2 separate regions of the Homo sapiens genome follow, and region 2 is linked to region 1. Evidence: read pairs that join two places in POLR2A ChIA-PET (ENCODE). Cell type or tissue: CD4-positive, alpha-beta T cell. All regions are shown on one strand. Each heading gives the region's core, and the rest is flanking DNA. Links, peaks and the distances in the headings are about the cores only.

Region 1 (5,592 bases), core at 922-4,921:
GCGGAACAGCAGCTCGTTCTCGATGGACGATCCGGACGCGGGAGCCATGGGAGCTGCGGCTGCAGTGAGTGTCAAGGTCCTTCTTTCTTCCCCCGCCGCAGCGCGGGGTCCCGGGAAGATGGGCAGAGAACGGGCGAGCCCCCAAGGGGCCCCAAGGACAGAGCTGGCGCGAGGGTGACGGTTTCAGAGTGGCGGGGCTCGGCTGGACCCAGGAGGGGCTATCTGATCAGAGGGACCCTGGTGCTGTGGAAGAGTCCTCTGGTGTGGTAGTGAGCTCCTCATTAGGGGACGCATTTGAGCCAAGGCCCACCAGGCAGGGTCCCCAGCTTTGCGGCCAGCCTGGGATAAGTGCTGAGGGTTTTTAGTGCTTGGCACTTGGTGTGGGGAATCAGGCTGCAGAAGTTCCCGGAGCATCCACGTTCCTGGCACTCTGCCCAGTGCTTGGTAGGCTGGAAGGTGGGTTTGGGCATTTCTTTCCCTGCAGGTGGCTCATCGTTAACCAGCAGCCACCCTGCCCCATGAGCTGGGTGCAGACTATCTGTACTCAAGGGGGATTCTCCAGGGCCTCCCAGCCCCAGGACTCTGGCGTACATCTTTAACCCCAGATGCTGGAGACCAGTCTCCTCTTTTCTTACAATGGAAGGTTGGAGATGTGAGATCGTGAGGGCCCGTGTCCCTGCTGTCATCCCCTATGGGTTGTAGGTCATCTCCTAGAGTGTCGTGTCACTGTGCTGAAGGGGACATGGTCCCAGAAAGAGCAGGGATTTGCTCAGTGACCCACAGCTGCTGGAGTCCAGGACACGGGCTTTCCAGCTGGAGTCCCAGCACTGCCCCATCCTGCCTGTCAACCAAGGGGCAGCTCTGCCAGGCTGCTGCAAACCTTCAGCTGTCCAGGAATGACCCCTGCATTTGAAGGAAAGGAGTGAATTCATTGGGAAAGTCTTTCTGGAAGAAGCCACCATTTGAGCTAGGTTGATAAGATGGCCAGGTTTTTCCCAGGTGAAAAATGAGTGGGGTTCTCAAATGGTGGGAACTGCATTAGCAAAAATGTGGCAGCAGGAAAGTTTAGGCCTCGTTTAGGGAACTGCCAGCCATCTCCCGGAAGGTCCATAAGTGGCAATGAGGCCAGGCTGAGAGCAGGAGTCCTGGGTGTAGGGTCAGAGGCACAAGCATTGAGCCTGTGAGTGAGAGACAGAGGGCATGGGTGACACCCACCTGTGGAAGATGTGATACGCAGGAGTCAAGAGGACAAGGCCAGCTTTGGCCCATCTGTTGGCCTCATTAATGTGTGTCAGTGGCTCTTTAAATCTTAAAGGGGAGGTGCCCCCTCTGGGCCCAAGTTCCAGCATCTGGTGTTTCCAAGTCAGGCCTTCCCCCAGCTCTTGTCTCACAGGAGATATCTGACCCATAGGGCTGGAGGGGACTCCTCATTGGCCACCCCCCTCCCCCATGCCCATTGTGTGCAGTGGGAGGTGGTCTGGCCTGGCCCGGCCCTTGGGAGCTCCCAAAGTCCTGGTCTTCCTGGAGGAGGGGCCAGGCATGAGGGTATTGAAAGAGGAATTTGAGGCCGGGCACCGTGGCTCATACTTGTAATCCCAGCACTTTGGGAGGCAGAGGTGGGCAGATCACGAGGTCAGGAGATCAAGACCATCCTGGCCAACATGGTGAAACCCCGTCTCTAATAAAATACAAAAAATTAGCCGGGCATGGTGGTACAGGCCTGTAGTCCCAGCTACTCAGGAGGCTGAGGCAGGGGAATTGTTTGAACCCCGGAGGCGGAGGTCTCAGTGAGCCGAGATTGTGCCACTGCACTCCAGCCTGGCAACAGAGCAAGACTCCGTCTCAAAAAAAAAAAAAAAAGAGGAATTTGAGTTAGACATGAGGAAGCACTGGAATTCCCACGAGGCCTGGCATGCGGAAGCTCTGCGCTGCTGAGGCTGGATTTCTCCACTCTCCTGCTTCTGCCTGTCCCGTCAGCTCAGCACTCTTTATGTGCCTGGCCTGCCCATGGACTCTTAGGGTGTGTATGAAAGCATTTTGCAAGGTGGCATTGAGGCCCCCTGCAAGTTGCTGTCAAAAAAGGGGAGATGTGTGTTTCCCTAGATTCCTTTCTAGAAGCCCTGCAGCTCCCAGGTCACACAGGGCTGGGCTTTCTCCCATTTTACATACAAGGACACAAACAGAGGCCCCAAGGGTGTGACTGGCCCCAAGGCACACAGCAAGTTGGTGGCCAAGCTTGGGAACAAACTGCTGGGTTAGACAACCCTGGGCCCTAGACCAGACCCTTTAGGAGCCTCATCTCTGACCCTCAGTTTCCTCATCTGTAAAGTGGGGAGGGTCGTGGTCCCTGCCTCACAGGGCTGTTGGGAGGATTCAGTGAGTCAGTGCACATAAAGTGCTTTAAGTGCCCGGCACAGAAACACTTGGTAGATATTAGCTGCTGTTATTAGTCAGTGTACCTTGACTGTATTTTTTGGGCCCAGCTCTGTATAAGGGGGAGACATGGGAAACCAGCAGCTGTGACGGGGTGAGTGGGGGTTGGAGCTGTGATGGGGGAGGCCATGGGAGCAGCATCTGCCCAGCCTGGGGATCAGAGGAGGCTTCTGGAGACATGGAAGTCAGGGAGGGAGGCGGGAAGAGTGTGGGGGCCCCGGCAGGGGGGTCTCTGGAGGAAGTAGGGCTGGGCTGGGTCGTGGAGGTCACGTTGGTACCAGGCAGCCCAAGATGGAAGCTGACTCCAGGCTGAGAAAGCTATTTTGGGAACTGAAAGTCGGCCACTGTGGCCAGGGGGCGGTGTCTAGGCGTGGCTCAGGGTGGTAGGAACATTGAGGCTGGGGCCGCCTGAGGCTTTGGCATGAGGCTGGGGGGCTGAGGAGAGATGTGAAACAGTTACACCGGGGGTGAAGGTGTCAGAGAGGCCTCTCAGTTTCAGCTTGAGTCAGCAGGCAGGCCATGGTGGTGGCTGGTGGGGAAGTCACCACTGCCCCAGGCCAGAGAGGATTGCCTCTGAGCCAGGGATGTCCAGGGCTGCCTCTGAGAGAGGTACAGGTGGGAGTGGACACGGGCAGGTCAACCACTGTCCCTGCCCCATGACCCCGACACAGGTCAGATGACCCAGATGTGGGGGGCCAGGGCAGGAGCAGTTGAGGGGCCAGGCTATCAGCTGAGTCGAAAGTTGGGGACCCCCAGGGCTGACAGTCCCAACAAGTCACTAGGGGCGGGCAGGTACATGGGGTCAGCCCTGCCCTTCCAAGCTAAAATTCAAAGATCCAGCCAGCCTGGCTTGTCCTGTGTGTGTGAGCATGCAGCAGCCGCTCCTGGGTGTGGGAACTGAAAAGGCAGCAGGGCACCCCCTTTTGGCCAGGAGGTGGAGGTGCTGGCTCAGGAGGGTCCAGGTCTGGGGAGCCCTGAGGACAGAAGGGGAGGGAGCCTGGTGGGGCCTCTGCAGGAGGCAGGGCTGGGCTGGGTCACACGGATGGGGCCATGTGGGGCAGTGCAATGGTCACTGCATGGGGCCCTGGCCATGACGGAGAAGCCAGCACTAGGTGACAGAAGTCAGAGGTGGCCTGAGGGAATTCCATGGAAGAGGAGTCGAGGCCGGGCGTGGTGGCTCACACCTGTAATCCCAGCACTTTGGGAGGCCAAAGTGAGCAGATCACCTGAGGTCAGGAGTTCGAGACCAGCCTGGCCAACATGGTGAAACCCCGTCTCTACTAAAAATACAAAAATTAGCTGGGCGTGATGGCGGGTGGCTACTTGGGAGGCTGAGGCAGGAGAATCACCTGAACCAGGAGGTGGAGGTTGCAGTGAGCCATGATCCTGCCACTGCACTCCAGCCAGGGCGACAGAGCGAATCTCCATCTCAAAAAAAGAGAGTAGGGAGGAAAGGCCTGGGCTGGGCCCTTCACAGGCTCTCATCCTGTGAGGCCGGAGCTCAGCCCAGCCCCAGGAGGGGAATTGGGAGGCTCGGAGCCTGGGTGTGGATGGGCCCAGGGCCACAGGGCCAGGAAGGATGAAGGCTGTGGCCTTTGCTTGAGGAGGCATTTCTCTTGGAAGGAGGTGGGCCCGGGGGTTCTGTGCATGCAGGACTAGAGGAGGGGCAGGGGCGGGCAGGAGCTGGGGTCAAGGACCCCTCCTCCCCTCTGTATGAGTGGCTCTGGCTGGCCCCAGGCCCAGGCTGGTGGGAAACCCCTCCCAGCCCTCACTGGCCCCTTCTTCCACAGGAAGGCCAGGCCCCTGACCCCAGCCCTGCCCCAGGCCCACCCACAGCTGCAGACTCTCAACAGCCCCCTGGTGAGTAGCAGGAGTGGTGACCATCTCAGTTCAGGCTGCTCACAAAGCCTGGACTGGGGACTTCCTGGGGGTGGGTGGTGGTTAGGGGGTGCCTTATCATCATCTCTGTCTGCAGGTGGGAGTTCCCCCTCGGAGGAACCACCCCCAAGCCCAGGGGAGGAGGCTGGGCTGGTAAGGAGGGCTAAGTGGGAGGAGCTGATGGGTGAGCACCACCTATTCAGGGCCTGGGCTGAGTCCACCCTGTTCTCTGCCTTTTCCACCCCCAGCAACGGTTCCAGGACACAAGTCAGTACGTGTGTGCAGAGCTGCAGGCCCTGGAACAGGAGCAGAGGCAGATAGATGGGCGGGCGGCTGAGGTGGAGATGCAGCTGAGGAGCCTCATGGAGTCAGGTGGGGCATACATCTAGGGATCCCTTCCCCAACACATGCCACTAGGTCTGTCCAGCCCTGCAGCTGTTCCTGACCTTGGGAGGAGCTGGGAGGAGGCACGGCTGGCATCAGCGTTCCCATTTTACAGCCAGGCATGCTGAGGCCCTGAAGTGGCTTCCTCGAGGCACACAGTTCTGGCTTCTGGGATGTCACAAGGGAGCAAACCCCCTCCCCCAACCCCCAGCTGCCCTACCCTGACACGGGGCAGGGGGCAGGCCTGGTGACTGTCCCTGTCCAATGCAGGTGCCAACAAGCTGCAGGAGGAGGTGCTGATCCAGGAGTGGTTCACCCTGGTCAACAAGAAGAACGCTCTCATCCGGAGGCAGGACCAGCTGCAGCTGCTGTGAGTGCTGGCCCCGGGCCAGGAGAGCAGAGGGACTCTTAGCTACTTTGGTTAGAGTTCTTCACTACTTTCTTATTCCTACAGAGATCTTTTTGACAAACGATTCCTCTTCCATCTTACTGTTTTTGTCCTAAACAAATTGCTGTTTAAAGTGTAAAACTGGCCAGGCACGGTGTCTCATGCCTGTAATCCCAGCACCTGGGGAGGCCGAGGCAGGCGGATCATCTGAGGTCAGGAGTTCAAGACCAGCCAACATGGTGAAACCCCATCTCTACTAAAAATACAAAAATTAGCCAAGTATGGTGGCACGCGCCTGTAATCCCAGCAACTTGGAAGGCTGAGGCAGGAGAATCGCTTGAACCTGGGAGGCAGAGGTTGCAGTGAGCCAAGATCAGACCATTACACTCTAGTCTGGGCAAAAGAGTGAGACTCTGTCTCAAAAAATAAAAATTAAAACAAAAATTAAGGGTAAAACTCTTAAATTAGAACTATTTTTACTAATAAGAAAACCGGCCGGGCGCGGTGGC
Region 2 (4,000 bases), core at 1-4,000, 300 kb before region 1:
CTTTGGTTGCTCTTTCTCTTCTATACTTAGTTCCTTTTCTCACTCCCTTTTGTATAAACTAATATTCCACGGGAATCTTCCCAGGATGGTTTTGAGAAGTGTTTGATGACTTACGCAGTGAAATCCTGTGAGACCCCAAACATCTTGTTGTGTAAGTGATTGTATTGGGTAAGCCCAAGTTCCTCCCAAGTCAGTGCTTCCCCAGGGTGCGTGGGAAGCTGCCAGTGGCTACAGCTGGTGGTGATAGAAACTCTCAGTGAGGGTGGGGCCTTGAATCCTTGCCATAGACCAAACGGAAGGAACTGTGAGAGGTTACAGCAGTGATGAGAGAGCTGTGCAGTTCTCATTTGAGAGGAAAGTCACTGTTCCAGGAAGAGGCTAAAGCCGGAAGTGGAAAGTTATTCAGAAATCTGACATCCTCCATTCCTGTCCCTTTTCCCCAGTGCCAGGGTTTGAAAGAAGTTGGTATAGGTGGTAGATCTCCTCACAAGATCTGCATGCTTGTAGCTGAGCTAATAAAATACAAATATTCCTGAGGCTAAGCATTTAAAAACGAGTCTGTCACAAAGGTGGTTTTTAAAATAAGATGTCTAACCTTCCGCCTTTTAGCCATGAGAACTGATCCCAGAATCAATAAGTTGTAACATTACCTTCTTGTACCAGCAGTGTGGGCCAGGATGGTAGATGTCACAGCTGGAATAAAGAACATCCCCCAACTCACCCCAGAATCAGAGACTTGGGTTGTGCCAGTGACAACCATGTCTGGTTCTGCCCTTTCCTCCCCTGCCTCCCTCAGATGAAGGTGATGCAGGTGCCTTCCCTCTTCCCCAGATTTGCTGTGATCCTGGTCAAGTTCATCAGGCCTGGAGAGTGGTTGGAACTCCTCAGGAGATAGACCCCCAAAACACAGGAGCAGGGCTGTGTTCTTTTGTCAGCCCTTGGGGATAGGCAGGGACTGTGTTGTAGTGCCCTAACACTGGCTGGGTGCTTTCAGTTTGAGGTCGGGTTCTGTTTTTGGTTCCTTACCCCGTGTGGTATTGACAGCAGTGATAGAAATAAAGCACAGATGAGGCATTGTCACACTGGGGATGAGAGCCCAGCACCACCAGGCACTTTCATCTATGGCCAGTGTGTGCCACAGGGCAGGGGGAGCTGCCCCACCCTTCTAGAAACAGTATATAAACAGTTCTTGGGCAGAGAATTTCTTTGTATTCCTGAGAGGTCAGAAATGCAGAGCATTAAGCTGAGTCATCATTAGTAAAAGTCAGAGCCAGGCTAAGCACGGGGCTCACGCCTATAATCCCAGCACTTTAGGAGACTGAGGCGGGCAGATCACTTGAGGTCAGGAATTCAAGACCAACCTGGCCAACACGGCGAAACCCCATCTCTACTAAAAATACAAAAATTAGCCAGATGTGGTGGTGGGTGCTTGTAGTCTCAGCTACTCGGGAGGCTGAGGCAGAATTGCTTGAACCCAGGAGGTAGAGGTTGCAATGAGCCGAGATCGCACCACTGCACTCCAGCCTGGGCGACACAGCAAGACTCCATCTCAGAAAAAGAAAAAGAGCCAGTGAGAAAGCACCTCAGAGAAAGCGAGCAGAGCCCGCGGTTCTCGTCCTGTTTGCGGGAGCAGCTGGAGGACCCTCCCGCTGTGACGTACGAGGTTGTGCAATGCTGAGCATAGTTGGGATGTTTTTCTGATCCCTCCTTCTATAGGCGCTTTCTAACCATGAGCAGGAAGGCTATTTCCTCCTTAACTATTGCCCTTCCAAAGCCTACACTGAAACAGGGCAATTTTGTCCCTTGAGAGCAGCCAGCTGCACCTCAGTCCTTTGTGTTTATCACAGATGTCAAGCCCTTGAGATGTGGAGCACAGATTGTCCCATTCAAGTTACCCTGTGGCCTGTTTACCAGACCCTGGCACCCAAATGGTGGACTGGATCACCCTAGTGAGCTTCTCAGTGTCAAAGGGACAATAATGAATATGCAAACACCTTTGGTCTCAGGATTCTGATTTTCTGTTATAGACATCTCAGTTCACACTCTGAGAGGACACCACAAACAGTGATAAGGGTGACAGCTGTCACCAGCACCTTTATCACATGTGAAAGTGTATGTATGCCTGAGAAGTCCACATGTTTTAAGCAAGAGACAGAGATGGAAGTGAGAGCTATTGGTGGATTTTAAACATGCCCGCAAAGTAATACCTTATGCCTATTTGATTTATAAACGGCCCCTCTGCCAAGGTCATCTTAAGGGAACCAAGGAAACGGGGCTTTCTTCCTCTTTTGTGTGGCTGGGAAAAATAAATAGTTGGCCCCCAGAGTTACAACTTTCTTCTTCACTTGTATGTTGTAACCCTAGAGATTCTCCTGCTCCATCAAAGGAAACATCTGCTGTCATCTGTGCTTTTACTGTTGCTGTTAAATATTTCTTTCATTTTTGCATGACAACCTGCTGAGAAATAGAAACTCAGGGCATTATTTCCATGTGTGAGAGGGGAGGGATGCGATGGCTCAGGGAGAGGCCGCTTGGGCTTTTCTGCCTCCCACTGGAAATGTCTGTGTCTCGGTTGTCCAGTAATTATGGCCCAGTGTTCAGTCAGTCAGAGGGTTTCAGCTGGATCTTCTAAATACGAAGCCAGGCCAGGTGTGGTGGCTCACACATGTAATCCCAACACTTTGGGAGGCCAAGGTCGGTGGATCACTTGAGGCCAGGAGTTTGAGACCAGCTTGGCCAACATGGTGAAACCCTATCTGTACTAAAAATACAAAAATTAGGTGGGTGTGGTGGTGTGCACCTGTAGTTGTAGCTACTCGGGAGGCTGAGACACAAGTATCACTTGAACCCAGGAGATGAGGTTGCAGTGAGCCCACATCATGCCACTGCACTCCGGCCTGGGCGACAGAGTGAGGCTCTGTCTCAAAAAAAAAAAAAAAAAAAGCAGTCTCAGGGTCTTTTTAGTATGCCTGCCTTCTCCCTAGGAAAAATGCCCCAGCTCCATGCACCCTACCAAGGTGTGGCAGGGACACTGTTTACTGCCTGCAGGCTACACCTGCTTAGAAGGTGTAATGAGTCCAAGCTGTGGTTTAAACTCTGGCTCTGAGGCTGTGATTCTTTATTCACATCCTTGTCTTTCTAGACTTTCTAGATCTCCATTTCTTTGCCCCTTTTTCTGCCAAAAAATAGTCTCCATCCTCTCAGTAGAAAGCCACACAGAGCAACAAGAAAGTGTCCCAGGCAATCGGAGCCTGTCCAGATGGATGGGTGTGAAGTAGAACAAACTGTCCTTTACTCCCAGTGTCCCATGGGAAACAGCGTCTCTGTTCATAACAGAGTGCAGTTCTGAGCTGCCTCCCTCGGGGTGGGCTCTGCCTCCAGCCTGAGGCATCCCACCTGTTGCGCAGCTGTTCTAACTCAACTGCACTCACTTTTCTCACTCTTCTGTTTGTTCTTTTGCCATACTAGCTCCGGCTCCCACCTTGTCTTTGTCCCGTCATTGAGAGATGTGCACCATGAGCCTGTGTACCCCCAGCCGCCTTTCAGCTACTCCGATCTGTCTCGAGAGGACAAAAAGGTAGCAGCACCCACTCCTTGACCAGCAGGCAGCCAGAATCCAGCATGCCTCTGCCACTAGCTCTGGCCCTGAAGGGGAGGGTGGAGAGGCCTCTTTAGGGTGTGCGTACAGCCTGAATCTTAAACTCCTTTTTTTAAACAGGCAAATGTGTCCAAAAGCTTGATGTATGTTGGTTTGGTCCCCCTTTCCGTGGTCTCCCCAGCCCTCAGACAACCCCCACTTTCATGGGAAGATGTTTCTAGCTTTGGCATACAAATGTTTGTTTCAATCCGTTCTCATTTTAGCAAGTACAGTTTGTGTCCGAGCCCTGCAGCCTCTCCATAAACGGAGTGATCTTCGGCTTGACATCCACAGATCTGCTTTTCCACCTGGGGGCCGAGGAGATCAGTAGGTAAGAAGTGTGTTCCAGGCCCCAAGCAGGAT

Evidence for each region. ChIA-PET counts read pairs that join two places held together with the same protein. Peaks named below come from ENCODE experiments on the same cell type or tissue, not always from the same donor. Only the 100,000 strongest peaks of a DNase experiment are listed, where the experiment ranks them.
Region 2: POLR2A ChIA-PET joins it to region 1 with 9 read pairs; 2 of 35 experiments call an interaction of 5 or more read pairs at or near these places.

What each region holds. Positions count from the first base shown.
Region 1 is chr11:65,585,528-65,591,119 of GRCh38, forward strand. It overlaps EHBP1L1 (EH domain binding protein 1 like 1), which reads left to right. Exons shown (of 19, transcript NM_001099409.3): 12 at 1-64; 13 at 4,224-4,293; 14 at 4,409-4,464; 15 at 4,560-4,683; 16 at 4,966-5,065. Among named protein-coding and RNA genes, the nearest start is that of KCNK7, 7.5 kb to the right of the region's middle. RefSeq lists enhancers at 2,426-2,946, 2,840-3,039, 2,947-3,466, 3,599-4,100. In CD4-positive, alpha-beta T cell, for the core only: a CTCF peak has its summit at 3,376; DNase peaks (open chromatin) are centred at 1,924, 2,824, 3,334 and 4,424; H3K27ac peaks cover 1,503 bases.
Region 2 is chr11:65,290,685-65,294,684 of GRCh38, forward strand. It overlaps POLA2 (DNA polymerase alpha 2, accessory subunit), which reads left to right. Exons shown (of 18, transcript NM_002689.4): 14 at 3,469-3,577; 15 at 3,862-3,968. It overlaps LOC105369344 (a long non-coding RNA gene), which reads right to left. Exons shown (of 3, transcript XR_007062727.1): 3 at 3,089-4,000. Among named protein-coding and RNA genes, the nearest start is that of CDC42EP2, 22 kb to the right of the region's middle. In CD4-positive, alpha-beta T cell, for the core only: no CTCF peak of the experiment used is centred there; DNase peaks (open chromatin) are centred at 227 and 1,667; H3K27ac peaks cover 208 bases.